6 separate regions of the Mus musculus genome follow, and all the other regions are linked to region 1. Evidence: chromatin loops called from intact Hi-C (ENCODE). Cell type or tissue: left cerebral cortex. All regions are shown on one strand.

Region 1 (5,000 bases):
TTCTTTCTGTCTTCTAGGGTCACCTACTCCTTCAGTTTCCTTTCATTTTTATTCTTCTGCCTTCTGTGTGTGTGCTTGCACACTTGCAGGCACATGAATGGATACGAACACATGACTAGAATGAGGGCATAACCTTGAGGAAGGCCAAGCATCTCCTTTGAGACAGGATCTGAGTTTCTTCTGGAGCTCTTCAACTAGTCTTTGTTGATTGGCCAGTGATCCCCAAGGGTCCTTCTCTATCTGTGTCCACAACCCTGGTATTATACATACATCCCATCCTTAATTTACACACACACTCTCTCTCTTTTTCCCTCTCTCTGTCTCAGTGTGTGTGTGTGTGTGTGTGTGTGTGTGTCCAGACATGTGTTGTAGCACCCATGATGGGTCAGAAGACAGTCATTGGGAGTCAGTTAGTTCTCTCCTTCCACCATGTGGATCCTGGGAATTAGATTCAGGACACCAGCTGTGGTAACAATCGTCTTTACCATTTTAGCATCTTGCAGCTCCCTAGCCTTTTTTTGTGGGTTCTGGGGATCACCCTCGAGTCTTCGTGCTTGATAGGCAATTTAGCTAATCTCCTGCACCCACTCTCATTTATTCTGAGCTCATGGAGACAGTTATAAGACATGTCTTTTAAAGTTTCACTTATTCTTTCTTTCTTCTTTCTCTCTATCTTCCAATGCTTCCTGTTCTTGTAAGTAAAGTCCATTCCCTACCCTTAGCCCTAGTTCCCAAACGATCCTCTCTTCATTCAATGATCCTCTCCCAAAACATTCTTGTATATAGAAAAATGTGATAAAGTTGAGGGGAAGAGCTCTGCACTGTATAACCAGGGGATCCAAACACTGTGTCCCCGAAAAAGGAAGCAGAGGAAGTGAAGACCTAGAACAGCATCCTGAAGTGAACACGAGGGTAAAGGCAAGGGGCAGAATGATGCCACCACCATTTTCAACCTTCAGGCATTTCAGAGGAACATACTTTAAGCCATTGACTGTGTGATAGTTTGCAGCTGTAGCTCATGAAAACTAATGTAGTGTTCCAGTGTTCCAGAACTTCTCGAAACACGTGAATAAACACGTGTTTGCCAGACATTTTGAAGTTTTGCCTAAACAGCCTAGCCAAAAAACCCTCCCATGAGTTACTTATTTGATTAATTAATTCATCATTCGTGTATTGAGGGCTTGATAGATGTTGAAAGTGTAACCAGCAGAAAAATTGCCAGGAGCACTGTGCATAGGAGGATGGAGTTACAAGCAGTCAAGGCTGAGGTTTCCTGGTGGAATTCCAAAGCTGTGCATAGCAGGAGAGAGAACAAGGTAGGATGTAGAATAATCTTTAGGATTGCTGGCAGTACTCTGGAATTTGCATGTGCAGTGGAACAGGGGTCCCAGAGGCACTATATAAAGGAGATCACTTGGCAACCCTAGTTTTATGTGGAAACCATTCCTCTTTGCTACTGAAGTAGGGTAGAACTTGCTATTGTCTGGTCTCTCGATGTTGCATTGCTTACCTGAATAATTTGATCCCAAACTCCCCATATAAAGTAGTTCTTTTTCTATGTATGATCATATCTATATAGCTACATTGCTTGGAAATTGGATCATAGTCCAGTTCTCTGTGGATGACTGTGAATTTAGTTCTGGGTAATGAGTATTTTTGTTACTTAAATTTATATTGAATTTCTATGCTTGCTTTATATTAGGTGTATTAAAAATAGTTTGCATTCTCCACATGAATAGCATACTGCATTGTTTTTTCATAGTGGTGAGGGACAAGAAGGAAAGGACAGCAGGGTCCTTGAGCTCTGCTCTTTTCTCTGTTAGACATGGATAGAAAAGGCCAGAAAAGAAAGATGGCCCTCCCTACACCACCCTGTCTTTCTCCCTTCTGGGGTGTTATTTTCCTGGGGTTCCTATCTCTTGCTGTGTTCAGTGCCCACCTCTGAGGTGTTGCCCATCTATTCCATGTGTAAAATGCAGACAGCATCTTAAGGTTATGTGAATTCCCGTACAGAGCATTCCATTAATACTGATGATCCCTGTCGGAAGCAGGCATTTGTTAGAATTTGCAAGTCAGGAAACGCATTCAAGCTCTCTCTTACAGTGAAGGTAGCTGATGAACTCTCTATTGCTTGTAATTCCCGAATGCAAATGTCACTGATCACGATGTTAAGCCTTTAATTCTTAAATTAGTCTGTGATACATTTATGCCTATGTAGTTAGAGAGCAAAATTCTCAAATCCAGCACATTACTCATATGTCTCAGGGACACATGCATTTTTTTAAATGGTAAAATTAAATGTATTTACATAGCTGTTTGCCAAGAAAATGAAAATGTTTTAAGTAAATATTCTTGGAGCTGAGATAAGAGGAGCTAGGACATGGGTGGCATTTGAATATTTCTTACTTGGCTGTGATTTCAGAAACACAATACTCTGAAGCATTTATAGGTGCATTTACCAGCCTCCTGGAGTCCTCACAACCAAGGGAAGGTGCCAACTGCTCTCCTGGGAGGCTCTAGTGTGAGTGACCTGAAGTTCATGAAAATAATATTAGTCCAGAAGGTGTCTGTACGACTAAAAAAAGAAAGCACCAAAATCAGAAACAAAACAACTCCCCACCCAAAAAACTAAAACCAATCAAAACCAAAACAAACAACAACAAACACTCCGCCCCGCCCACAAAACCTCCTCCACCTTTGCCCAAGGAGGTCAGTTTTTCAGATGAAAGACATTTAATCCCAGAGCCAAAGAGTCCTGGCAAATTTCCCACATTTAAATCCAATGCCCTGATATAATGTCACTGCTTTGTCAGATGTAAAAAGCCAGACACGATGGGGAAGACTGCCACCTGGTGGTCATATAAGGTTACTACTCAAGCCAGCTTCCTGGTTGGTTGTTTATAGCTAAACTTTAACATATATGTCATTATTAACTTGCATTATTTGGCTAATTATGAAAGCAAATGGGTTTCTGTGTGACACTCACATACATGCACAATAACGCACACTCTCTCTTCCCTACTGGATCCTGCTCCATGTTCTTAGTACCCATAACTCGATGGTAATAACCTAATGTTTAAGGCAAGTGTACAATTAATTAAAACTTGAATACCACAGAGGACAAGTGAGCAATATTCTATTTTATTTACTTCCTAAGGCTAAGAAACACATAAAATTCATTTCTCTCGTGAAGAAACTTCAGACAACATTGTTACTTTTTCCTAACTTCAAAGACTGCAATAACAACTTTTCACACTCAAAGTAATCTCTTATACATAAGGAGGCTAATATCTCTGAAGTTGTTTTTACTAGTTGATGGATATGTCCACACTTATTTTTGAACTTTGGAGAAGACAGGATCATTGTCAATCATGTAGGAGTATTGCTTAAAGCAGTGGTGCTGGGATTTTGTCTGGTCCTGTGTGTGTGTGTGTGTGTGTGTCTGCTGTAACAGTGTCTGTGTTCTCCTATATGCATCATCCCTGTGTCAGGAAGGCACTGTCTCCTTGAAGTCCTCATTCTCTGGCTCTTAACAACCTTTCTGCCTCCATTGTACATAAACCTTGAGGGGGAAGATTTGATGCAGATATCCCATGTAGGGTCAAGTGCTCCGAAGTCTCTTCCTTCCTGCACACTGTCCAACTGAGAATCTCCTCGATGATTTCTTTCTACAGTAAGAAGAACCTTCTGATAAGGGTTAGTTCTTTATGGATATAGCCATATGTCATTAGTAGTCATTTTATCGCTATGTTGCTTTAGCAGAATAATGATTTTCTTCCAGGCCTATGACCTAACTAATCTCAGGTTTTTTGTGTGTTTTATCAGAGTTAGGTATGGGCTCCTTCTAATGAAGGAAGTCTTATATATATTTTTAAAAAGTGGATGGCCACCTTCAAAATTTTTGGCCCAGAATTGTACCTGTCTGAAGAAATGCAGAGACAAAAATGGAGCAGAGGCTGAAGAAAAGGCCATCAATGACTGGCCCAACTTGGGATCCATCCCATGCATAGGCACCATACTCTGACAAGATTCCTGATTTCTTGTTGTGCTTGCAGACTGGAGCCTAGCATGAATGTTCTCTGAGGGGACCAGGAGGTGGGGCAACATTTTGGAAGTAAATAATTAAAATAAAAAAAGTGTTTGGCTACACCTATGTGTGATATTTCTGTAACTATTGCAGTAGTATGTCTCCCATGTCACAGTGTAGCTTGGTGTTTGGCTACACCTATGTGTGATATTTATGTAACTATTACAGTAGTATGTCTCCCATGTCACAGTGTAGCTTGGTGTTTGGCTACACCTATGTGTGATATTTATGTAACTATTACAGTAGTATGTCTCCCATGTCACAGTGTAGCTTGGTGTTTGGCTACACCTATGTGTGATATTTATGTAACTATTGCAGCAGTATGCCTTGCACATCACAGTGTAGCTTGGTGTTTGGCTACACCTATGTGTGATATTTATGTAACTATTGCAGTAGTATGTCTCCCATGTCACAGTGTAGCTTGGTGTTTGGCTACACCTATGTGTGATATTTATGCAACTATTGCAGTAGTATGCCTTGCACATCACAGTGTAGCTTGGTGTTTGGCTACACCTATGTGTGATATTTATGTAACTATTACAGTAGTATGTCTCCCATGTCACAGTGTAGCTTGGTGTTTGGCTACACCTATGTGTGATATTTATGTAACTATTGCAGTAGTATGTCTCACATGTCACAGTGTAGCTTGGTGAAATTAATAATCACCTTTCTTCTCCAGTTACCCGCGAAGCATCCTTCAGCATCAGGAGCCCTAATCAGAGTGTTCCAGTGAGGAGTAGAGATAAACAATATTTTAATTAGTAATAATTGCTATTTTATAATTTAGTTCTTATTTTGTTCGATTGCTTTACCTATGTTGTTCTACTGCATTAAGAAAATGATGGTGATGAACACCTAAACATTTTTCTTTTAAACCTGTGATCATTACACCAGTTTTTCCTTAGTCATCATT
Region 2 (5,000 bases), 770 kb before region 1:
GAAAAAGTACTTAGGGCTCCCGGGACCACGATTTTATGGCTCGCTGAGCTGGCTAGTGGCTCTCTGTCGCCAGACTGTTCAAAATTTCCCCGGGAAGTCTTTGTGAGAATTGTGGAGACACATAGGGACCGATCTCGGTGTGTTCTGCCAGGTGCTTTTTGTCCCGGGTATAACCGCCTCTGACTATTGTCCAGCTACTTCCCGGTGCCTCCTGGAGGCTCCTTCCTCCTCTGCTGAGGGTTCAGAGTTGCTCCTGGATAGATTACAGAGCACACAGCGTGGAGCACGTTGTATGTATACATTGGCAGAGTCCGTACGACGTTTGTAAATGTAGCTCTAAGGGTAGATTCAGAGCTGTCCTGGGCAGCGAGTTCTGGGCTCCCATTCCCGGAAGGCTTACCCTATTTATGGGGCGAAGCCACCACAAAGCTCAAATCTGGCTCCACACCACCCTGAGTCCGCCTGGGTGACCTGGGCTGGGAACGTTCGCTGTTCTCCTGGACAACCCAGGAGTGAGACGTGATGCGATATTCCAGGCTATCCCTTTGAGTTCTAAGTAAAACCGCTCAGATAAGTCCCAGGATTCCGGGTCTTTCAGACTGGTGGTCTCTGTTCCCGTCCAGTTTTGATATCCTGCCTGTAGGTCGCTGGCTTCTATGTATCTGCCGGCTCTGAAGTTTCACCAGGTGGACGCTGGGGAGCGGGCTCCCAGGTTTAAGCCTCTGCCTCCCACAAGGCTTTACAACTTTTCTGGTTAACCCACCCAGCCCAGCAAGGTTGGAGGGCGCATCCGCTGCTGCCTTGGTTCCCAGTGTTTGTGGAAACACAGAGTGGCCAGAGGGTGACGGGAAACGCGACAGCCGCGCTCCTGGCTGAACCAGCAGGATGGGAAGACAGAACTTACTTTGTACTTGATAGTTTCATTGTTGAGACTGCTCGATTTCCTGGAAATACACTCACCATGATGTTTTCCGGAGCAAATCGTCCCTTAGCTTTTCTTTCCCCCTCCCCTTTAGGAGTTAGACCTCGGAGTCTGGAGCTTGAGTGTATCCTCCTCGTAGGCAGAGACTATGAAATGGTAGCAGGCAAAGGAAAGACCGTGTGTGGGGTGGTGTGCAGAAGGCACCAGCTCTATGCAATGAATTCCGACGACTTAATTTAATTTTCTGGTTTCCGCGTTACCGAGTGTCTCTGCCATACAATGCTGTTAGTATTGGAACCATGCTTGATGTAACTCATTATATGCAGCAAGTTGGAGGGAGTATTGATTTCTACACGGTGCTTGTCGCTTCACGGAGAGCCTTGCTTGAGGAGGCATGTTATTTGTTAATTGAACTTTACCAGTTACATGATTAAACACATGTATTTAGAACTGGAGACTAGTGATGTCTTAGCAGCTGATGGATAGATTTTCAACATGTGAGAATTTTTTCTCTTTAAAAATGTTATTTATCATTTAATCACTGTGTACCGAGAGTGCCTCATCACACTGTGCAGATTTGTTTCTGGGAGTTTATAATGAATGCAGGCTCCACAGATCTGGCTCTCATCCTTATGTTTGCCCACAAATGAAGGCCTTTTATCTCTTGAGTTTAAAGTCAGATTGCGCACCTATCTGTTTTTCTCCAGAGATTGAAAGTTGGTTTTTGTAGACATCTCTTTTCTTCTGGCTGTCATAAATCATTTGGTATTGTAATGCCATTAAACTCTATGGCATATTTGTTAAAAAAAAAAAAAAGCATTGACTAGGGACAAGAAATTGGAAGTGCTTTGTTTTGTTCCTTGCTTCCCCCCTTCCCACTATTCTATTTTAAATGAGGAACTTTTGGAGGCATTTAAATGAACATGCTTTAAAGAGCTGAAGAGACATATTTTCTAAATTCTAAAGTACTTCATCCTACTATATATGCATTTTATAACATGATCACCAAGGGTGGTTCACCACTTTCCAGGAGTACTCTGTGGCTGTTAATGTAGGAAACATAACTACACATTTGGGAGGATAGTGTAGTTGGGAATGTGTGTATGTCATATATACATTGGATCTCTGTGTGTGTCTCAGTCACACATTTAACACTTTCAGAGTGCAACCTTCTCCTTTCTGTCTGCAGTTCAAGTGTAAAAGTGCTCCACAGTAAACATCTTTAAGGCCACGACTTTATCTATACATTTTACCTTTTACTTGAGTCTCTGAAAATGACACTTTTATCTGTATTCTATCCAGGAAAACTGAAGTGTGGGAAACCAGTCTGCTACTCCAGTCTATTTACTAGGCTGTGTAGCTGTTAATGTTGGTATCACTGTGGAAGCAAGCTTATTGTAGAACCCAAACCCGACAAAACCAGTCTCACTTGGAAACTCAGCTTTCTCATCTATAAAATGGGGATAATAATACCTGTCCTGACCTTTCCACATAGTTTTTATGAAGATCAAGTGAAGTCATTTATGTGCACTGTCAACTGTAGAGCATGGTGCAGCAACCTGGGGTGTAATCATCATAAATTATGGTAGCCCAGTGCCAGAGTTTCAGCTTTTATGGCTTTTAAACTCTTAGAACTCTCTTCTCAGCAAGTATAGGCTGTTCAGCAAGGAGTGTGTGTGTGTGTGTGTGTGTGTGAGAGAGAGAGAGAGAGAGAGAGAGAGAGAGAGAGAGTTCTTCCACTAGTCATCCATTTTCACCACAATTGATTCTGACCATGAGTTTATGATAGAAATCATCTTTGATCAATTTTTAGCTTAGCTATGCACATCTTTCAAAAATTATACTTATGTAAGAGTCACTGTTAATACCTCTAGTATCCTAACTACAGGAAAAATACTTGTGAATCTTGTTATTTTAAAGAAATTTCCTGGTTCAGCATTTTCTCAGTGCAGAGAATTACATGTGCCTTTGGATGCAGTCTTATCAATGACCTAGAGAGGGACTATTGTGTCTGTATGAAGTAAGCCTGAGAAAGCTGCTTTGGAAGAGGTCCTGGCATATCACCCTTCTCATCCCTTAGGAACTTACAACTCATCTGAACAGAACCACTTGCCTTGTGTTTGTCTTCTTGTCTCTAGTTCAAACTTAATTTTCTCTTATTATTATTGTCTACTGGGAGGAGACTCGGAGCCAGTCTGTGTTAAGGCTTGCCATTTCTTTTTCTAGTTTTGATTGACTGGTACCCTTCAGTGTCTAACTACATTACAATTGCAAACTGTACTCCAGGTCTGTTTTTCTCTCTCACTGGTTCCCTTATATCTGAATTTCCTTGCTCGTGAGATGTCATTTTGTGTCTGGACCGCCCAGACGGGAAGAGGCAGGTTTCGCTGCTGTTTGGTCATTGGCATGTGTGTTGCTGACAGCTCTTCTCTTTGTGTTCATGAATGTGAATCTCAAAAATAAATCAATAAATCAATCCCTCTGCTCCTCTGTCCCTCTTCCACACCCCTCCCACGCCTTGCTGGTAACAACTAAGCCCCACATGCATATTCAAAAATCAGAAGCTTTTGGTTTTCATCAAATATCTCTAGGAGCTGCTTTATATATGTTCTTAAATACTAGACGTATGACCAGTCCGCTACCCAAATCTAAGACAACCCCTTTGTTCAACATTGATGTATTAGTATGTATTTCTTGGATCCTCAAATAGGGTTTACATGCTATAGTTCCATGTAGAGAAAGTGTGTTGGCTCCCACTAATGTTTGTCAACTGCCTTTTACTGTTTCTGCCCGAGTGTGTTTCTGTGTGTTTTGACAGAGTAGGTCATGCTGAGTGTGAGTCGGCACTGTTTCCATTTCCTAGACTTGTTCTTCATTGAGGGGAGGACAGGGAATTGCTGAAGGTTGAAAGCAGGAAATAGCAAAACTGTTTACAGTTAAAAATGCAGTGTGCCTCTCTGTATATGTGTGTATGTGTGTTTATGTGTTCCTATGTGTGTATGTGTGTTTATGTGTGTGTATGTGTGTATGTTTATGTGTGTGTGTGTTTGTATCTTTATGTGTGTGTATGTGTGTGTGTGTTTGTGTGCTTGTGTGTTTATGTGTGTGTATGTGTGTTTATGTGTGTGTATGTGTGTATGTTTATGTGTGTGTGTTTGTATTTTTATGTGTGTGTATGTGTGTGCATACTTATATGAGATCATTTACTCAATTTTCAGAAGAGGGAAAAGATTCCTATTTTCTGAGTTGTTTACTAGAATCAGCCTTTGTCCAAACAGATTCATTTCCTATTCTGCGAATGTAAACATCTCCCTGTGTGCATCCCCCTCAGACTTTCCCTGCTGATCATGTGTGTCTGGTCTGTGTCCCTTTATCAAATGGTGTTTCTCTGCCTAAAAAGGTTGTAATTGCTTTTGAACATGATTTGGTTTTTCATCATAATCTATGCCGTTTGTCATAGTTACTGAAGAATTATACAAAGCATATCAAGTCACCATATATCTTAAAATGGTTTTTGATTACAAGCTATTGAATAATGCATCAATCAGACTACTTTTTAATTTCAACTGAAGCCCAAATGAGCCTGCATAGCCATTGAATAATTTTTTTTTTTAATGGCACAGACTGTTTCTTGCATGTATCTGTTTCTGATGCATGAAAGACTTCATAGTCTTTTTGGTAAGAGGAGGTAGAAAATTTGAATACCAGGTTGACTGATACTTTGAGATAAGTAGAATAATTTCTGTACAACTGGACTTTGGAAATCTTTTTGGAAGTTGCTACATTTGGGTGTTTATGGTATGAAGGCTAAGGTAGAAACTTTGCCAACTTCGGACTCCACTTGGTACAAACATGACAGGGAAATACCCGTGAAGTATCACAGCTACTCATAAGACACGTGCTACAGAGTCTGTTGTGAGAAGTGTGCCTGTCTGTAGTCTTCTATTCTTATGGGGACCTTTCGGTTGTGGTTAATGCTTTGGTAAGTTGGGTTACTGAAAACTCAGTTTCCCTAGTCTAAACCTCACCTTTTGTGATAGGCTTCAGGCAGGCTGTTGAGGTTCTGGGAAAACACTGA
Region 3 (5,000 bases), 110 kb before region 1:
ATATAGTTTGGACTAATTAATTTGAGTGTCTTTCAGAGATTCACTTAAAAAAAAGTCTAACTTTGAAGGTTTTTGCGAGTTTTTCTTGATCTGTGATTTTTCTATGCCTCTGTTTATACTCTCATAATTTCCATTTTCCTGTGCACATTTGTGTCTGATAGATCTTGGGGTTATGTTCACTTTCTGTCTTCTTCATACTCTGGGCAGTCACAGTTAACTCCAAATATGACTAATTATCTTCTTTTGTAAGATAGCATTCTCATGCCTTTATCTCTATAAACCAAATTTCCTTGAATCTAACGTAACTTGCACAAATTATTTCTCTGTGAAGTTTGTTGTCTAGGCTTTGTCAGGCACCATCTCTCATGGATTCTTCATCTTCTGGCCCCTCTCCTTCCCACTCCCTTTCTCCTCGTTCCCCTCCCCCATTCCCATGTATGCTCCATGCTCTCTGTCACTCTCTCTCTCTGTCTCTCTCTCTGTCTCTCTCTGTCTCTCTCTCTCTGTCTCTCTGTCTCTCTCTCTCTAGTCTGATTCATTCTTTTTCTTAAAAACTGAATATATTTTAATATATTTTTGTTTATTTCTTGTGTGTGAACATGCGTGGCTCACATACATGCTACAGTGATCATGTAGAGTTTAGAGGATAACTTTTGGTGCTTGGTTATCTTCCTCTACTGCATGGATCCAGAAATCTATCTTAAGTTACCAGGATCAGCAACAGGAACCTTTATCGCTGTTAATCTCACGTGGCCCTGAAATCTGAATGTTTCTAAGAGCTGAATGTAGACACACTAAAAAACCTGCCCTTCCTCTCCTTGAGGCTTCTTACTGCTAGCTGGTTACCAGTTTTCCTTACCAAAGTCCACTCTCTTTGTTATGTGTGGCTACTAAATATTTTTTCTTTTTTTTTTTAGAAAAAAAAAAGTTGTTTTTTCAGACAACTCTTAATCTTTTTTTTCTTCAGTTGAAATCTATAAGTCTTAAGCTTTTGTTAAGCGATTTCTCTCTTTATTTGGGTTATGTCATTGAATCTATTAGAATCCATTAAATGCATTAGAAACTGTGGCCAAGGAAGCCTAGACATTGAACTTTATTGTTAGCTATTTTAACATGGAATCCTGTACACGGGCATAATTGTTCATGATGAGTATGTGGCCTTCTAAACCCTCTGCAGTTTGTTGAGGCATTTCAGTGTCCTTAGGACATCTTATGGACCCTGGTTATTTTAAACTTCTCATGCCATACCCTTGGTCTTCGCTGTTATTGCAGGCAGCTGAGGACAGCAAGTACTACCTACTGTGTCTTTGACAAATGTTTTTAGTAGAAGGGTTTTTAAAATTTTATTTTATTTCTTTGCCATGGAATGTACAAAAAATTAGTAAAATAAAGATGACTTTCTAGTGTGGCTTAGCGAGGTACTAGACAGTAAATAATTGCAGTTTTCTGGAATTGTGTTTGAAGAGCCTTCAGCCATCTTCTTCCACAGTATGATGCTTTTAGGCTGCTGGTTTTCAAAACTACCATGAAACTTTGGATGGAGACAATGGAGAGTGGGTACTTGATTACTCTGCTTGTGAGATTCAGTCACATACATGAATTCTTCAATTTCTCCAACTTCTTGTTTAATTCCTAAGCCCTCCTTAGAAATTGCCAAGAAGCAGTTTGCTGTTCTTATGCAGGAAGTACCTTCTAGCAACTCCTGCTTTATCATTTTAGATGATTTCCATCACCCTGTGTTGAAGTATTTAAATACAGATACTCATTGCTGGTGGTGAGACCTGGAGAGATGATCCCACAAAGTTTCATTTGCAAGTAAATAAAACCCACTGACAAAAGATACAGACCTTTGCAACAAACGCATGCTTCTAAAAAACTCTGTCTTGAACAAACAAGCATCAAGGCAGGAAAGGTTTGTGGGGATTTGAGAGAAATGTTTTAGGGAACAGGTACAAATCTTCTTTGCTAAAAGGTAGACAGGAGAACGAATTTTCAACACACACCCATTTATATACTATAATATAATGCTTCCATATGTTTCTATTTTGTCACCTCCCAAATGCTCAAATACATTAAAAGATAAAAAGTGAATATTACATTTCTCTGTGGGAATAAACCAACTGCCCAAGAAGAACAGTTTGTTCTTTTCAAAGACAGCTCTCTTGGCTGAGCTGGAAAACTTAGCAGTTGCTGCCAAACACAACAAAAATATATCCTGATGCTTGGTCGCTGATTGCATTATCTGCATAGATTGGTAAATCACATCATACTTGGTTTACAAACAGGATCCAAATTCCTAGATTACTTTCTTGAAAGATTTATTCCTCCTTTGTGGTATGAGGAAGTGTGAATAACAATCATCTCCTGGTTAGCCATGAGAAATACCCTGTAAGAAATTGTTTCCCTACATCTTTATGATGAGCAATGATGTTTTTCCCAAACGGCAATTGTACACTGTATCTCTGATACTCTGGTTTCCCTTGAAACCTTATAAATCTTTTACCTTTTCCATTGTGTCTCTCAACCATAGGCTCATAGGATATCTGAATCGACCCATAAAACTGCTGCTAGAATTGCAAGACTAGATTGAAGAAATGTTTCTCCTTGTATTTTTATATCCTAGTCTATGAATTGTGTTACTGTGCAGAAATCCTATTTCAGGAGGCAGGGAGCCTGGAGAAGATGTAAAAGCAAAGCTCAGGGGTGGGTTAGCCCCTGTTACTACACACCCTGAGCTCTCCTAGCACATTGCATGAAGGTAATGCGATGATGCATCAGGCACCATTTTGAATACATGTGTGTATGTATAAGTTATATCCATTCACATTTGCCACTTGTGTTAATGAGAGGCAGAGTAAAGTCCAAAGTCATGTAGTTAGTAAGTGGCTTTTATTTAAATGTGTGCTAGCTCTGGCTAGTAGAAATGAATTACATAACAAATTAAACATTTCTAATAGGTCCATTAAAGTATTATGTAGTACTGCATTTAAAAATCACCTCCAGCTGGGGAGTGGTGGTGCACGCATTTAATCCCAGCACTTGGGAGGCAGAGGCAGGTGGATTTCTGAGTTCGAGGCCAGCCTGGTCTACAGAGTGAATTCCAGGATGGCCAGAGCTACACAGAGAAACCCTGTCTCAAAAAACAAACAAACAAACTCACCTCCAAATTCAGCAACTTCAGACGAAAAACATCTTACATGCTTTCTTGAGCATATGAAAAAGTTTTAAAAATTATTAGCCAACTATTTATTAAAACTAGCTCAATAAAGTGCTTCTAAATAAAATTGGTTTTGATAAAATGATAAAAATGATCAAATAAATATGTGATTTTTGCCTGGGTTTTGAAATGCCTAATTCATTAACATTTGTTTAAGTGAATTTATTTGGAGACTGGTATATTTAATTCATGGAATAACTGTAATCTTACATTCAGTGGGTCTGTGTTATGGGATATTCACCAGAAAAGACTGCTCATACATGGGTTTAAGCCAATAGAAAGTCTTTTCTTAGCCAGATAGGAACTACAGATCATGCTAATATAGCCATGAGGCTTTCTCAAGGTGAGCTTTTAAGCACACACACAAAAAACCCCCCAACATATTCTTGGTTGACACTTCAAGAAGCAAGAATAGTTAGCCGGGAGCAGAACTAAAGAAAAAAGCAAAGTTACTAAAGAGCATGTTAAGTATGTTTTGAAATGCTCCCAGAATTATACGGACTCTGATGGAGTGGGCTTTATTTTAGGTTTGGCAGGTGGTGCTGCAAACTTACTGAGTTTTACAGACTGAACGGGAATTCATCACAAAGTCAGTTGTCCTAAGGTCTGGGGGGTCTACTAAGGTTTGGGGTCCTATAACAGGATGCTGGCTAAATGTTTTTGTTTTATTTTGTTAATTTGACACACATTCAATCCCCTGAGAGGAGGTGAGAAAATACCTCTATAGCATTAACTGATAAGCAAAGTGTGGGTGCTTTCTTGATTAATGATTAATGTGGGAGGGCCCTGCTAACTGGGAGGGAAGTGCTACCTGTGGGCAGGTGGGTCTGTACAATATAAAAAGCAGGCTTAGGAAGCCATGCAAAGCAAGCCAGTGCTCCTACAGGACCTCTGCTTTGGTTCCTGCCTTGAGTTCCTGCCTTGAGTTCCTGCTCTGACTTCCCTGACTGATGGACTGGGACCTGAGAGTTGTAGGCTGAAATAAACCCTTCCTTTCCTAAGTTGCTTTTGGTCATGGTGCTTCTCACAGAAGCAGTCAGCCTATGATAAGCAGAGATTGCTTATGTTTCACCCTCCCACTGAAGTGTGTATCTCTTCCACAGCTTATAATCATGGGCACTTCTTCATTTGTCTGAAGTATGAGTTCTTAAAAATCTGATAAACATTATGCAAAAGTGTATTTAAAATATACTTTTCTGGTAAGTAGTATCTTGATCTGTTTTTGAAGAAAGCTTGTTAAAAGAAGCAAGATGTTTCTGCCTGGCTGGGAGGACAAAGGGGAGTTCAGAGTGGCTCTGTACAGAACTCTGTCTCACAGAACTTGCTTCCAAAGCAGGAACTAGTTTTCCACATTTTCTGGGTCAGATTCTCATAAGCTGTGCCATTCCCACTGTGCTCACTTATGCAAACTAAACTCAGCTGTGACTATTAGACAAAATATTTTCCTGACAAAAAAGGGATCCCTGTACAAACTATGGGAGAAAATACAAATTAGCACGCAGAAGAAAGCCAGTCTTTTGTGGTAATATACTGTTTTAATTTTGGGGTCACCTGTCTTGCACATTTAAGACATAGATTCTAAGTTTCTAGCAATCACATATATCACCTGAAAGACAAATAGATTTTAAAATTCTAGGTTAAAACAGTATTTTGCTTTCCACCTATATGTTCATTGTTTTTAGCATTAGACCAGTGTTTTATCAAAAAAAAAAAAAAAAAAAACTGTTTGAAAATGGGCAACTCTCCAGCTGCTGCTGTTCTCTATTCGTGCCTCTTTCTAAGC
Region 4 (5,000 bases), 1.1 Mb before region 1:
CACCTCACACCAGTCAGAATGGCTAAGATCAAAAACTCAGGACAGCAGATGCTGGCAAGGATGTGAAAGAGTAACATTCCACCATTGCTGATAGGATTACAAGCTGGTACAACCACTCTGGAAATCAGTTTGGCAGTTCCTCAGAAAACTGGTCATAGTAATACCTGATGACCCAGCAATACCTCTCCTGGCCATATACCCAGAAGATGATCCAACTTCTAATACGGATACATGTTTGACTATGTTCATAGCTGCCTTATTTGAAAAGAACCCAGATGTCCCTCAACAGAGGAATGGATTCAGAAAATGTGGTACATTTACACAATAAAGTACTACTCAGCTATTAAAAAGAATGAATTTATGAAATTCTTAGACAAATGGATGGATCTGGAGGGTATCATCCTAAATGAGGTAACCCAATTACAAAAGAACACACATGATATGCGCTCACTGATAAGTGGATATTAACTCAGAAGCTCAGAATACCCAAGATACATTTTGCAAAGCCCATGAAACTCAAGAAGAAGGAAGACCAAAGTGTGGATACTCCAATCCTTCTTACAAGAGGGAACAAAATACCCATGGAAGGTGTTACAGAGACAAAGTTTGGAGCAGAGACTGAAGGAATGACCATTCAGAGACTGCCCCACCTGGGGATCTATCCCATAAACAACCACCAAACCCAGACACTACTGCGGATGCCAACAAGAGCTTGATAACAGGAGCCTGATATAGCTGTCTCCTCAGAAGCTCTGCCAGTGCCTGACAAAGACAGAAGTGGATGCTCATAGCCATCCTTTGGACGGACCACAGGATCCCCCATGAATGAGCTAGAGAAAACAACCAAGGAGCTGAACAGGTCTGCAGCCCCATAGGAGGAACAACTATATGAACTAACCAGTATTCCCAGAGCTCCCTAAGACTAAACCATCAATCAAAGAAAACACATGGTGGGACTCATGGCTCTAGCGGCATATGTAGCTGAGGATGGCTTAATTGGTCATCAATGAGAGGAGAGGCCCTTGGTTCTCTAAAGGTTCTATGCCCCAGTATAGGGGAATGCCTGGGCCAGGAAGCAGGAGTAGGTGGGTTGGGGAGCAGGGGGAGGGGGAAGGAGATAGGGGATTTTAGAGGGGAAACTAGGAAAGGAGATAACATTAGAAATGTAAATAAAGAAAAATCTAAAAATCTAAAATTTTTTTAAAAAAATTTATCCTTAGACAACATGTTTAAATCCTTAGTTATATGTAATCATTAGTTATTTAAATATTTTGTCAATACTGTTTTGTTAAGGTATTTATTCATTTCCAAAATAATAATATTATGTGGAAAACTCCGTTTTAAATTTAGTTATTTGAAGTCTATATAAACACTAAAATGACAAGAAGCTTGGGAAGAACGAAGACCAAGGTGTGGATACTTTGCTCCTTCTTGGAATTGGTAGCAAGTCACCCATGGAAGGAGCTACAGAGACAGAGTTTGGAGTTGAGACGAAAGGATGGACCATCTAGAGACTGCCATATCCGGGGATCCATCCCATAATCAGCTTCCAAACGCTGACACCATTGTATACACTAGCAAGATTTAGCTGAAAGGACCCTGGTATAGCTGTCTCTTGTGAGACTATGCCAGGGCCTAGCAAACACAGAAGTGGATGCTCACAGTCAGCTATTGGATGGATCACAGGGCCCCCAATGGAGGAGCTAGAGAAAGTACCCAAAGAGCTAAAGGGATCTGCAACCCTATAGGTGGAACAACAATATGAACTAACCGGTGCCCACCCACCCCCACGCCACCCCTGAGCTCGTGTCTCTAGCTGCATATGTATCAGAAGATGGCCTAGTCGGCCATCAGCGGAAAGAGAGGCCCATTGGTTGTTGAACTTTATATGCCTCAGTACAGGGGAACGCCAGGGCCAAGAGGTGGGAGTGGGTGTGGGGGGGTGTGTGTGGGAGGGAGTGGGGGACTTTTGGGATAGCATTGGAAATGTAAATGAAATAAATACCTAATAATAATAATAATAATAATAATAATAACATTCAAATAAAAAAAAACCCTAAAATGTTTACTGTTTTAAAAGATCTGATTCAAACAGATTTCTTTTTTATTCCCTAACTGTTTTGTTCAAAATGCTCAATAGTGGTTTCATATTCATAAAGTTCAGTTACAAATTTGGTCTTCTCTGTAAGACAGAGACAAAAATACAAAAATTTTTAGAATGAAAGTCGTTTGCTTTTTTTCTTACAAAAGTGTTTACTTTCTTTGGAGATTAATGGAATGTCAATTAGACTTGGACAATGACGGAAATAAATAAGGAAGGGCGACCCCTAGTGTTGCTCTTCAGAAATTAAATTCATGCACAGCTCCAGAAATTCCATCAGTGGGTGTTCTAAAACTAGCTTTATTGACCTTAATGGTCTTTAGATACAAAAGTTAGTATTATTTAAGAAATAATAAAAATGTTTTAAGGGATTCTTGAGCATGGCAACAGTTCCTCACCCCTGAAATGCCTTTTCAATGACATCAAAGATACAAATTAAAAAGAAATACTGCAAGAGGGAACTGCTCAAGTTTTGCTTGAATGGGCAAAGAGAAAGCTAAGGGAAAAGCTAAGCCTAGCTATGACCTCCCCTTCAGCTGAAGATCAGTTATGCTTAAGACAAGGCAGGAGCCTCACCTGTGCAGAACAAGAAAATCCTGAAGGAATAGTTTACTGTTTTATGGGGTTTTTTTCCGCTGTAGTCTTCACCTCCACAAGCTCAAGGTCGTCAGTCCTAAAGAAAAATGAAAGTCGTTCTGCTTAGACACCTGTCACTTGTGACAAAATAAAATGAAAGCAGGGGGTCAGATGAGACTTGCAGTACCATGTGAACCCATTATCTCTCAACAAGAGGAAACTCTGCCAAAAATAAGAAAGCAACAGGGCCTATTGGGACAGAGAAATTTTTGTACTTCAAGAGAAATTCTTTAAGGAGAAAAAAATGCAGTATTTTAGGAAATTTCTGGCATTTCTATTATGTTTTATTGCCATTGCCTATTAATATTCTTGACTGAAACTCAGTATCAGCACAGAGCTAAGCAAAAATCTGACACTCGGTCCTCTTCTTTTACATTTTGGGTTTCAGAGTTATACGTAAGAGTTGCTTAGACCAGGTTTGAGATCGGAAGAGCTCTGCCATTTTCTTTTACCCAAAGAAATAGAACACATCAATGTACAGAACGATGGGACAATTAAGACCGAGACAGAAACTGAATGTGGTGGCCAAATTGCCATCCACCATAGCAGGTAGAACTCAGCAGACAATGGAGCTTCTGCCATCACTGATCCTGACTCCCCCAGCAGGACATAGCCCATTGCATTTTTCTAATCTACAGACGAGGTTCTCAACCTTCCTAATTCTGTGACCCTTTGATGTATTTCCTCATGTTGTGGTGGCCCCTCAACCATTACGTTATTTTTGTTACTACTTCATAACTAATTTTGCTACTGTTACAAATCATAATGTAATTGCGTGCTATGCAGGATATTGAATAGGTGACTCCTATGAAAGGGTCTTTTGCCCCCACAACATGTTGTGACCCATGGGTTGAGAACCACTAGTCTAGCGTCATTTGATTGCTTGCGATGTTTCCATAAAACAAAACTTTTCCTGGGTTACACCTATGGTTTCTCCATGGACAGTGTACCAATCCAAATGGTCACTACAAGCCTTCCACACTTACTCGTTCCCCTCTACTTGATTGAGAGTAGACTTCCCTTTTAGTTTCTCCCCAACCTCCTGAAATGTACCCAATCCCTCATCAAGTCAAGTAGACCCATTCATGTCTCATAACCAGTGCTCAGTTAAGGTCTCTACTCACACTAGTAAGTGTAAATTATTTAGATCATACACACTAAATTATTTAAAACAGTACAAGCAAAGAATTATATATATTACCAAGAAACAAGACTTGTCTCTATAAGATAATTTAGCACTGAGAGTTTTATTTAAATCTTTTATGTCTCTGGCTTCCAACACTTAGAGGCAAGCAAAAAATCCTTTTCAAGTCTGCATTTTCAGTCTATTTTTATGAATTTATTCAAACAGGTTGCCTTGAGTTCCTGCTGTCATTTACACCCCATGCAATCAAGAACTTTCAATTACTAGCAATATGTCCATCATAAAAAATTTTCATTTATTTAGCAAGGAGGTAATCCTTAATAGGTGCATACATAATTTCATTTTGTATGACTGATTTACCTGCCTACTGATGCTCATTCTAGCAGAGTATTAACACCCTCCTGGAACTGCTGTTTCTTCTAAAAGCTGCATCAATTCCTTCCAGTGACTAATTTCATAAGACACTGAAATGGCCTCTTTGAAATTCAGCTTTCAAAGTTCATAGAGAGTCTAGGAGTTACTTTTGCATGCATTATTATGCTTTCTTCCCAAACAACTTTTGCTAGTAAGCATAGCAAGCCTCCAAAAAACACTGAGTAGGCAACCCCTACTCACTAAATAACAGGAAAGATGCCCCATACAAGTATACACTCACACACTCTCAATACAAAGACAGGAGAGTTAGCTAGGCAATGCTATGCATTGGAGAACTAGGCTGTAAGGAAACTTGTAATAGTTGCAAAAGAATCCATATTGGAAAATCAATTTATTACAGTTTTGTCTAAATAAAAATGGTTTGTTTTATTTTCTACTTGACAGTCCTTTTTTGTTCTTTCCCTTTTTTTCTTTGTGAGATAGGGTCTTGTTCAGTAGCCTAGCCTGGCCAAGCACTCTTCGTCAAGCTCTATGTGATTCAAAGATACTTAGTATGTTGTATATTAAAGATAGACATTAAGAATTCTAGGTGATTTAAGTTAATTTCTGAAATCCTTTTGTATTTATAAATATTTTATTTTTAGCATCAATTTATGAAAACATTGAAGATCAAATTCTTTATGTTTAGGTTCTCTTAGGAGGAATTACACATAAAGGTGTTGATGGTATTTGTGTAGGGTAAAG
Region 5 (5,000 bases), 350 kb before region 1:
AGCTTTGCTCCAAGCGTGGTGACCCAACTTGGCAGAGGTACAGTTTCCATAGTGTAAAATAACAGATGTCTGCCTTGGTCACAAGCTCAAATCTCAGTTTCTGCCATTGATATCATCTATGTCCTTTTTCAAAAGAGAAAGAAATAGGCAGCAGCCTTTTGACATGTTAGCAGTACTTTAACAGGAAAACAAACAGAAACTTCAATATTAAAGAAGAAAGTAAAACTCTAAATAATATCATCTTTTCTTTGAGGCTGTGGAGTCTCTTGCTTGTAAGTATAATGGCTCATATTTAAATTGGAATGTTGCTTTAAACCCTGAATTTCTTTCAATCTCCTAGATGCACACTTGATTTTCTCTCTTGGTCTCTCTGGAAATTCCTTAACAAAAAGCACTGTCTTGCATCTTCCACCCTACTACAGACCTATTGAATGCTGGCTGTCATCCCTCTCTAGAAAGCCTGGATCACATTTTAGAACAGTGGTTTGAAGCCTTCCTAGTGCGGGGCCCTTCAATTCAGTTGTCATGTTCTGGTAACCACGCCCCCTAAACATGAAGTATTTCCATTGCTTCTTCATAACTGTACATTGCCTACTGTTATTAATCATAATAAAAATATCTGACATGCAGGGTATCTGATGTGTGACCCCTGTGGGAGTCACAAACCACTGGCCTAGATGAAATATATTTGCTTAAAGTCTCAAGATTTTTACATAGAGACCTCACCCACAACTTATTCTCACTGAATTTAAAAGCCACAGTGAATTTCCTTCAGTTTTCAACAATTCTAAAATATATTAATTGTTTGTACATTCAAAGTATGGAAAATATATTAGTAGTAATGGCAAACTTTTAGATAATATTTACCTAGATTATTTCACTTGAGACATTTTCCACAAAGGAAGGACATTATTGACATATGAATTTGAGAACCTTACAAATAAATGATCACATAAATCTTTATTTCAAATTTGTGGGGTTTCATTTACCTTACAACATAAAAGCTGTTGTGGAAAAGTTCTAATGTATTTAAGAAAAGGATTCCCAATTCAGGTTGGAGTTTTAATAGGCCAAATGCCATCTGTCTCTCCAATTTGTAACATTTTATTATTAACAAGCCCTGAAGAAGGAGCCAGTCTATTTCTGTTGTGGGGACAGATTTGTGTCCATCTGTGCCCGCCCTGTCGCATGTCACTTGTGCTTCGGATCTGCATAGCTGTGAGGCAGTAGAGATGCAGGCGAGGTCAGGAGGTGGAGAAGCCTGTCAGCGCCTCGAGTGTCCAAGCCTGTGACAACTGCAGACCGTAGCTTCCAATGCCTCCTGGAGGCCACCATTCTGTTGGGCCTTGGAGCTGCGCCTTCCCTGATGTAATTTCACGAGAAAATGTTAACTTTTTCTATTTAAAAAAAAAAAAAAAAAAAAAACTAAGACAAAGAACTTAATCTATGATATGACTCTGGTTAAAGCCAGGTCCTTATTAGAGAGGCTTAGTTTTCGGTCTTTGAAAATGTGAACCATTTTAAGGTGATTTTTCTTACTTGTCTTAGTTCCTTGATAAGCTCACCACTGTGGCAGCAGAACTCTCGAGACACCATTTTATGGGAAAGGGGCTTAATGATGGTTACATGCACTGGGAAGCCGCCTGCCCACTCTGAACCTCCTGTTCCTTTCTCCAAACATCTTAATATGTTAGATACTAAGTGTGAACATTTCTTTCTTTCCCCCAAAGTGCTTATCAAATTGTTGTGGAGCAGCTACACCCACATCGAACGAAGCGTGAAGCAGGGGCCATGGAATGCTACCAGGTACCGGTTACATACCAGAACGCCCTAAGTGGGGGCGCGCCCTATTACTTTGCCGCAGAACTTCCCCCTGGGAATCTTCCCGAGCCTGCTCCCTTCACCGTGGGTGACAACCGGACCTATAAAGGCTTTTGGAACCCTCCCCTGGCCCCCCGCAAAGGATACAACATCTATTTCCAAGCGATGAGCAGTGTGGAGAAGGTGAGATTACTCTCAGATTGGATATTTTTCCCCTTGATCTTAAGTAAAGCTGTGGCTATATTTTATAAACACTCAGTGGCGTTTGTCAAGGAAAATTGAAAAAGAAAACAAAGGGAAAGAAAATGGATGTGTAGTGCTTCTGTTGCCAGCTCTTGCAAGTTGACTGAAGGACTGAGGCTGAGAGCCAGCAGCATTTCACAGGATTCCTGTTTCCTAGTAACTGCCTTAGCTCGCGCTTTCTTCAGGAATGCCCACAGTGCAACTGTGAACAAAGTGATTTGAAAAGGTGGGTGTGCTGCCGCCAGGACTCCACCCTCAGTAAATTCCCTGCATTGTTCTGCCTCACTTGCTCAGTAGTGGCTGCTTCAAAAGATTAAATTTACTTCAGGATAAACAGAATGCGCGTTCCACACTGGGCTAATAAAGGCCTTATAAGCTTTTCAGGGGGTACATGCCAAATAATAAATAACAAGTAACAATCCTCTGATTACAAAGTAATGGGACGCCTGCGGTCCAGCTGACAGAACCTAAACAGAAGGCTGCCTGCTAAGGCTGGGTGCTGAGCCATTACTGAAGTTGGCTGGCCCTGTCCCTGGCTGCCCCTCCTTTTCCCATTTTGGACACAGTTGTTTTTGAACACTGGGGCTGATCCCAAATGAATATTGAAGAGGAGCGCTCAGCGGGACACAAGTGAGAAACAACCTAGCCTTTTCCTCCCATGCTGTTTCCCTTTGAAAGACTTTCTTTTCTAAGACTTATTTTGTTTTTATTTATTTATTTCTATTTGAGATAAGGCAGTAGGGTAAAAAGAATATGTTGAGAAACTTGAACAATTTTCAAATCCAGACGAACACTGGCATTTTGATGGGCTTGAAGCTATGTGGGAAATGGTTGCTTATGTATAACTGAGTCTGTAAGGTGACACCTGGGAGAGGATGTAAAGTATGTGACAACCAATTGTATGAGTCATATTAGCTCTTAGAATAGTTTAATTGGAAGACAACCAATGTGTACGAGGGCCATGAGGGTGTGAGTATTGCTTTTATATGCAAGTTGTATTTTTATGCATACCAGTGTAGCCAGTGTAGAGTTATGGCAAAGAAAAGTGCCCAATACCCTTTAAATACATAGCGTACATGCAAAGGCTGTCCATAGTTAAGGAGGCTCTACTCTTCTCACTCTTCTTTACCATCCACACCACCTGCTATGACCAAATGCCTGGCTAGAAGCAGTTTAAGAGAGAAAGGGTTTGTTTGGATTACCAGTTGAGAGTTACTTCTCTGGAACAGGAGGCAGGGCAGAGAGAGTAGGTAGGAAGTGAGCGGTCATAGCAGTCTTCATGCAGAAAGTAGAGAGCTAAGAGTCCTGGTGTTCTGCCTAACCTCTCTCTCTGTCTCTGTCTGTCTCTGCCTCTCTCTGCCTCTCTCTCTGACCTGGGATCCTCATCCTATCATTTTTGAAAGGTCTTTCTGCTTCAGTGAATTTATAGATAATGCCCAACAGACCTTCCCATAGGTTTGTTTCATGGTAATAATTTCCATCAAAATGACATTCAAGATTAACAACCCATCTTGTATACACACACACACACACACACACACACACACACACACACACACACACACACCTATTTTAAAAGTAATTGACTAATTAGGTTGCTCCAAACAGAGACATGGTAAAAATTAGTAGCCCCACCTAAATACAAATAGCACACAGGTAGAAGAGGGTTCTAGATTTAAATTTTTGTCTTTAGAGACGTGAGAATTTCCAAATTAACTCTGTTCACCTGTCTGTTGTGTTGTAAGAGTGAAGATGAATGTATGTACATACAGGGGATTTTCTCTAATACCATCATTTGACCAAAGTTTAGCAGCATTCTCAACCTGTAGGTCATGACAGTTTGGGGGGGGCGGGTCAAAAGACCCTTCCACAGGGTATCATGTAAGACCAGTATAAAGCACAGATATTTACATTAAGATTCATAGCAATAGCAAAATCACAGTTATAAAGTAGCAACAAAAATAATTTTATAATTTTACCGCAATTGCACGACATGCGGACCAGTAGTAAAAGGTCACACAGATCAGCAATACACTTCCCATTGCCGACACAGAGCTTTAACGTGGATGAGCCTCATACCAGTAGAGTCTGGTAATGCCTACAGAGAGTCAACTGGGACTACTCTCAGGAAATCAGAATATCTCAAGATCTACACAGGAGCACGATAATCGCTGGTCCCAGTGAAGAAACAGAAGGACCTGTTCCTCTCCCAGTTCTTTAGTTTACATACTTTCAAAGTAATTTCTTGAGAAGGAATTGTATGCATATTGCTTTATTTCTTATCAACATATAAAACCACTGAAGATAGATTTATAAAATGCTTCTTAAAGACAGCCTCGTTTTTCAGAAAAAAAAAAAAAATGTGAAACCTGGCTAACAGGAGAAGAAGGACAGGATGGGGAGAAGATTAGACAGATCCAGAATTACATAAAAGCAATTTATTACAATCATGTGGAGAAAAGTCTGTTCATACCCCAAGGCAGAAGAAAGGGAGTGATGTGCTGAGCCCTGTCTGACTATGATATACCCAATCTCTTCATAAGTTATTATGTTTAGTGTCACCTAAGCAACAGCCTGTGTGGCAGTGGCAACAGAAATATATACTCCATTATAAGTCCTTTGTCCTTTGGGGTTTGGAACACATACCAGTAATGTTTGTAGGACACACTGGCAGTTTTGATCACAGCGGTATTATCAAACTGGATACACTCACTGACTTTGTTTGCTGTCTCTTCTTGCCCATTGAATATTCAAAGATAAACACAGAGTTGTGAGGGTTGGATAGCTATAATGCTATTTTTGTCTATCTGGGGAGACCAAGGAAAAACTCATAGAGGAGAACTGTTTATCAAGACACTGTCTGGAAAAGAGGAAAAAGGAAAAGAAGGAGAGAAGAAAGGAAAGGCTAGGGAATGAAGGAAGAAAACGAAAAGAAA
Region 6 (5,000 bases), 360 kb before region 1:
CAGCCCAGGCCTTCATGTGTGACTCCGCAGCTAGGGCAGAGTCTCCTCCTCCAATCCCACCCCTTCCTTGCTGGGTTAAAGATCTTGAGAAGCTGAAATTAAAGTATCTACCCAAAGTTTTTTGAATATGAGTGCAAGTCCCCAGACAGCTTTTTAAAATCCAACAACGTCCCCTTTCTAGCTTCTTCTGCTAGGGTTAAGGTTCTGTGTCATGCCATAAAATAAGGTTCACTGCAGTTAATTAGGAATTAAATTGATTTCCCCTTAAGGGAAATCATTTATTCATAGCAACCTATAATATGTCGCTATGAGTCGATTGAACTTTCGCTTCGCCTCGTTGATCTCTTTTCAGCTCCAAGCTTACCTGACTATGAAGGAGTTGATGCCTCTCTGAATGAAACTGCCACCACCATCACAGTACTATTGAGGCCTGCACAAGCCAAAGGTGCTCCTATCAGGTAAGGGGGTGGGAATGGTCAAAAGGAAAAGCTGCCAGTGAGAGAAGTGTCTTCCTATGGTTCTTTTCTTCCTATGATATGGTTATTCATTTGAACAAAGATTGCAAATAGACCTGTAGTTAAGAGGGGACTTCCAAGGGTGTTTCTGTCCCATCTAAGACTATTGCTGTCTGTATTCTGTTTCATTTCACTTCCTCTACTGGGATCTGTACCTTGAAGGTATTTGTCAAATAATCTGAGGAAGTAATTCTTGTCCAACTCTGTGTATCTCTTATGAGTAATTTCACGTGAGAGACCAAAATCACGTGAGGATTTTGAAAGAAATGCAGAAGAATAAAAGCAGATCAAGCCCCTGTGGCCTTTCAGCTCTTAAATTATCAGAAATTTCATAATAAAGTGCAGCTTACTGGTTCCTTTATCTTTTAATATTAAAATCTTTCCTATTACCTACTACTGCTATTCTCTCCAATAAAAAATCTGATCCATGTCAAAAAATATACTAGTCCATGTCATTTTTAGAGGTTAATAAAATTATTTCAGCTTTTTATATTTTGAACAACTACAGATGAACCTTCAAAATTCTGATTGCAACCAATAGCTATGTGGGCATTTTGTTAATCAATATTAATAAGAAAACCATATAGGTATAAAGGTAAGGCACATCTGAGAGCAGGATTGAGTTTTGTGCTGTTTATAAATCCTTTCAAAAGCCGGTCAGTCTCTGTTCTGTATGTAAAACCAATATCCTTGACTTAAAGAAACTGATGTCTTTTGTCATCAGAGTTGTACAGTATTTTTTCATGAATAAAAAATATGTTGATGAACATGAGTCACAAAGAAAACTTGCAATCCCCATCTAGCTAAAATTCAGTGCACCACCACATTCCAGAACAAGAGAGGTCGCTAGTGTGCCTGTAACATAGATGCTCTGGAACATCAGCTACTTGAACATCTGAAGTCAGTATACAGTGCTGTTCAGGAATCGATCTCCAAATCATTTTGATTGCTGGTATGAAGAGGAGTAGAAAATGTCTCATTCAGCTGGACTTGGTGTCCTTCTCTATTGGCACGTATTCATCGCCATTCACATGTCCCTAGTAGGGACAAAACTTACACCATAGGCATTTAATCAGTTCCTGATGTTTAAGAGGATTCCAGGTAGCTGTATTTCTCTTTTAAAGTTTGCCTTGGTCTGGAGAGATGGCTCAGTGGAAAGAGCACTAACAGCCCTTTAGAAGAATCTGGTTCAACCCCTAGCACTCACCTGTTGACTCACAAATATCTAAAACTCCTGTCACAGGAAATATGATATTCTCTCTGGCATCCTCGGGCACTGCACACATGTGCTACACAGACACACATTCAAAAAAAAAAAAAAAAAAGTCAGCAAAACAAAAATAAATAAATAAATAAAATTTAAAACTATTTGAAATCCCTAAAAATGTTAAGTGAAGCCATCTTTTTCTTCAGGTATTATTATCATTATTATTGTCAGGCTGTGCTGTATAACTTATATGATCCTTTGTTCACTTAATCAAATTTTTTTCTGCAAATTTTGACCATTTATTAAGTGCCTGTCACCCATCTTAATATTATAAATTAAAGATACACTGATCATAACACAACACAGTGTCTCTTCCCAGGTTTCTTAGGGTATCAGGGGTCATTCTATCATGTAGATCCTGAGCTAATTGACAGTGCTCAGGAATTCTGTGTATTTTCTATGGGTTTGATTAAACGACTTTCTTGTCTTCTGCTTGCCTTTATATATGCATGATTTCTAATTACTAAGAATTCATAAGGTCTAAACCAGCAACTATACAAAAATAATTCTTAATAGTCATTTATCTTTCCCTGGCATGGAAATGTGCCTCATTGTATTTGTTAGCAATTCCTGGAATTGAGCCCACTGGCTAGGCACTGCAAATTATATAGTACAGATGAGTAGTTCTCAGAAAACAAGTTGAAGGACTGGAGATATCATTCAGTAGGCAAGACTGCCTGCTGTGCACACAAGAAGATGTAAGTTTGAATAATTGGCCAATAAACCCTGTGCAAGCCAAGTAATACTATATTTGCCTATAGTACCAGAATTGGGTACAGATAAAGGCCAATCCCAGGAGCTCTTTGACCAGCCAGCATGGCTGACATAGCTTGCCTCGGGGTCAGTGAGGGACCCTATCCAAAAATAAGGTGGAGAGTAATAAAGGAAAGAACTCAACATGCTCTTCTGGCCTCTACGTGCATGAATATGGGTGTACACTTGCTTATACCACACTCAAAAACATATGCACAAACAGAAAACTGACTTTATAAAATAGGCTATTCGAATAAGAAATAAGTTACTGTGAGCATTTGCCAAAGTTAGTAAGTGAATGTTCCTAAAAGGGAAGAGGAGTAAGAGTGCCAACATGTTAATTCAGTCAAGGCCATCTTTATTTAGCAGCATTTGCCCGGAGCGCCTGCAGGTGGAGCCAGCAGGCAGGGCTACACACACTTAAGTAGACAGCACTGCAGTTTGGCATTTGCTGGGTTTGGACTTTGCTTCCCTTGCTTTTGGCATCCTTTAGTCCAGTAGTACCTTCTTCCCCACTAACAACTTCCCTCCTTCCAACCATGCCTGCAAGACACTGGGGTCTGATTCTGAGGTAGTCCAGTGTCCTAATGTCTTTAAAGTCAGAGTCTCATGTGATGGGGTGGTCAATTTTCCTAGCACTGAGTCTGTGGTCTGATTCTATAAATCATTTCTTGGATCCTATCATGCCATTTCGACTTTCCTGTAAAGTATTTACTTTCTGCTTAATTTCTTGCGGCTTAGTTACCCCCTCTGCTGTCAATGTTACTGCTGCTCTACGTTGTGTCTTCCCAAAATATCAGATCTCTTAACCTCCAGCTAACCCTGAAAGCTTCCCACTAGTCCTCAGTCATCAATCCTGAATATTGGGTCTATCTTCCCTTCCTGTGATACTGTTAGTGTTTATTAGCTTACATTTCACGGTCCATTTGTCCCAAACCTACAACAAATGGGCTTTCTTTTTCTTGAACTTCTTAATGAGAAGCTCTCCTTCCAGATCCTCTGTTACAGTAACTAAGAAATCCTCCTTACTCAGCACTAGTGCATTTACTTTATTTAGCATAGGCTTATTTTAAAACTTAAATTAACAGTGATTCCCACAAACTCACAGATTCCATAGCAATCTTTGCATACCAGGAGTTCATCTGGATATCTGAAATAGGCATCCAGTGTGGAGTGTGAGAGACTCCCTGATAATACAATGCCTGATAACACAGAGAGAAATTTTTATTAAGGAGGGGAAGAAATGAAGTCTGCCAAGGTTCACTTTGAGAAGAGATTATGGGTGTTCAAAGAGATCACAAAGAAGTGATTTGGAGTACTGCTTTAGTCCCAGATTTTCTGAGCCTAGTCCCCCCTGACAATGAGGCCATGGCATCATGAATGGTATCCATGAATGAATGATGAGAGATGAGATTTAAAGAGAATGTGGTGTAATTATGACTTCTCCAGCCATTCCCTCCACCTCAAAGGAAGTATGAGTTGGAGCTACAAGACTATACTCAGAGGGAAGCAGTCAGGACAGAAGTACATTAACTTTATATTAACACTGTAAAGAGGATGAGGAAGCCCTCGAATGTGTATGGCATGTAGATCACAGGAGTCCTTGTAACTTCAAATGAATAGTCCATATTGGAAAATAGTGAGAGCAAAAGAGATAAATACAGGGATTCAGGATAATATTAATCCCAGTCTAAAGGATAGAGTCTGACTTGTAGGATGAAGGGCAAAACTGAGACAAAATTGCACGCTGAAAGATGGGGAAAGATTACAGGGAGTGAGGACTGATTTAAGCTAATGCCGGGATTTTGAGTTTGGTGATTTGGTAGCCCGATAACTCTTACATAGAGAGAAGGAAAAAGATAAGAGAACGGGCTTTTACATATTAGGAGTGAATAAACAAAGCACCTGGAATGCTTGGCCATCAGGAAAAATGACTACCATAACTCTTCTGACTTTCAGAATGCTGGCAGTAGGATAGAACAAGCCATGTCTCAATGGGGAAGGATCTTGGAAAGCTGTTTTCACATGACTCTGAAACTTTAGAGATGAGTGTCTGTCTCCTGCAGCTGTAAGGATAGATTCGTAAAATATGAAATAACATATGTACTGATGTTTACTTTGCTTTTTTCTTGTCCCAATGCTTTATGCAGCGTAAACCTATAGCCACACTCACAGATTAGCTTGGTAATTGTATTGTTGTTGTTAAGTCTCACGGCAGACTATTGTATGCAGCTTTGATTCTAGCTCCATATTGATAAGCATCTTATCAGTGAACTGTCCACAGTATAAGTCACATACTCTCTGTGCAACAGCGGAATTCACTTCTGCTCCTTGAAATGGAAGGGCAGTTGTTCTGTGTCCTATGCCACAAAACTAAGAATTACTTTTAGCTGTGTTTAATTAAGTTTTATTGTGGAAGCCAATTTCACTTCTAATTTTTAAACACACATTATATTTGGGTTTTA

Evidence for each region. Peaks named below come from ENCODE experiments on the same cell type or tissue, not always from the same donor. Only the 100,000 strongest peaks of a DNase experiment are listed, where the experiment ranks them.
Region 2: it touches region 1 in a loop (3-fold over the local background); 3 of 42 quality-filtered maps call a loop at or near these places.
Region 3: it touches region 1 in a loop (2.5-fold over the local background); 6 of 42 quality-filtered maps call a loop at or near these places.
Region 4: it touches region 1 in a loop (2.4-fold over the local background); 6 of 42 quality-filtered maps call a loop at or near these places.
Region 5: a loop joins it to region 1, with 7 times the contacts of the local background. A loop is called at or near these places in 25 of 42 quality-filtered maps.
Region 6: it touches region 1 in a loop (11-fold over the local background); 25 of 42 quality-filtered maps call a loop at or near these places.

The regions. Positions count from the first base shown.
Region 1 is chr10:28,841,498-28,846,497 of GRCm38, forward strand. The region is part of intron 4 of Themis (thymocyte selection associated); the gene reads left to right. Among named protein-coding and RNA genes, the nearest start is that of 2310057J18Rik, 140 kb to the right of the region's middle. In left cerebral cortex, a CTCF peak has its summit at 2,870 (motif pointing left); DNase peaks (open chromatin) are centred at 2,325 and 2,844; H3K27ac peaks cover 347 bases.
Region 2 is chr10:28,075,545-28,080,544 of GRCm38, forward strand. The region is part of intron 1 of Ptprk (protein tyrosine phosphatase, receptor type, K); the gene reads left to right. Among named protein-coding and RNA genes, the nearest start is that of Ptprk, 3.2 kb to the left of the region's middle. In left cerebral cortex, CTCF peaks have their summits at 715 and 2,916; DNase peaks (open chromatin) are centred at 213, 1,075, 1,481, 2,088 and 1 more place; H3K4me3 peaks cover 2,787 bases; H3K27ac peaks cover 1,462 bases.
Region 3 is chr10:28,735,967-28,740,966 of GRCm38, forward strand. All of the region lies in intron 2 of Themis (thymocyte selection associated), which reads left to right. Among named protein-coding and RNA genes, the nearest start is that of Themis, 70 kb to the left of the region's middle. In left cerebral cortex, no CTCF peak of the experiment used is centred here; a DNase peak (open chromatin) is centred at 2,192.
Region 4 is chr10:27,759,281-27,764,280 of GRCm38, forward strand. It overlaps Gm30228 (a long non-coding RNA gene), which reads right to left. Exons shown (of 3, transcript XR_380228.3): 2 at 2,678-2,774. Among named protein-coding and RNA genes, the nearest start is that of Gm30228, 48 kb to the right of the region's middle. In left cerebral cortex, a CTCF peak has its summit at 2,333 (motif pointing left); a DNase peak (open chromatin) is centred at 2,342.
Region 5 is chr10:28,491,184-28,496,183 of GRCm38, forward strand. It overlaps Ptprk (protein tyrosine phosphatase, receptor type, K), which reads left to right. Exons shown (of 32, transcript NM_008983.2): 12 at 1,731-2,004. Among named protein-coding and RNA genes, the nearest start is that of Themis, 170 kb to the right of the region's middle. In left cerebral cortex, a CTCF peak has its summit at 2,310; DNase peaks (open chromatin) are centred at 1,814, 2,238 and 2,584; H3K4me3 peaks cover 344 bases; H3K27ac peaks cover 1,088 bases.
Region 6 is chr10:28,482,836-28,487,835 of GRCm38, forward strand. Ptprk (protein tyrosine phosphatase, receptor type, K) reads left to right here. Exons shown (of 32, transcript NM_008983.2): 11 at 353-458. Among named protein-coding and RNA genes, the nearest start is that of Themis, 180 kb to the right of the region's middle. In left cerebral cortex, a CTCF peak has its summit at 2,926 (motif pointing right); a DNase peak (open chromatin) is centred at 2,933.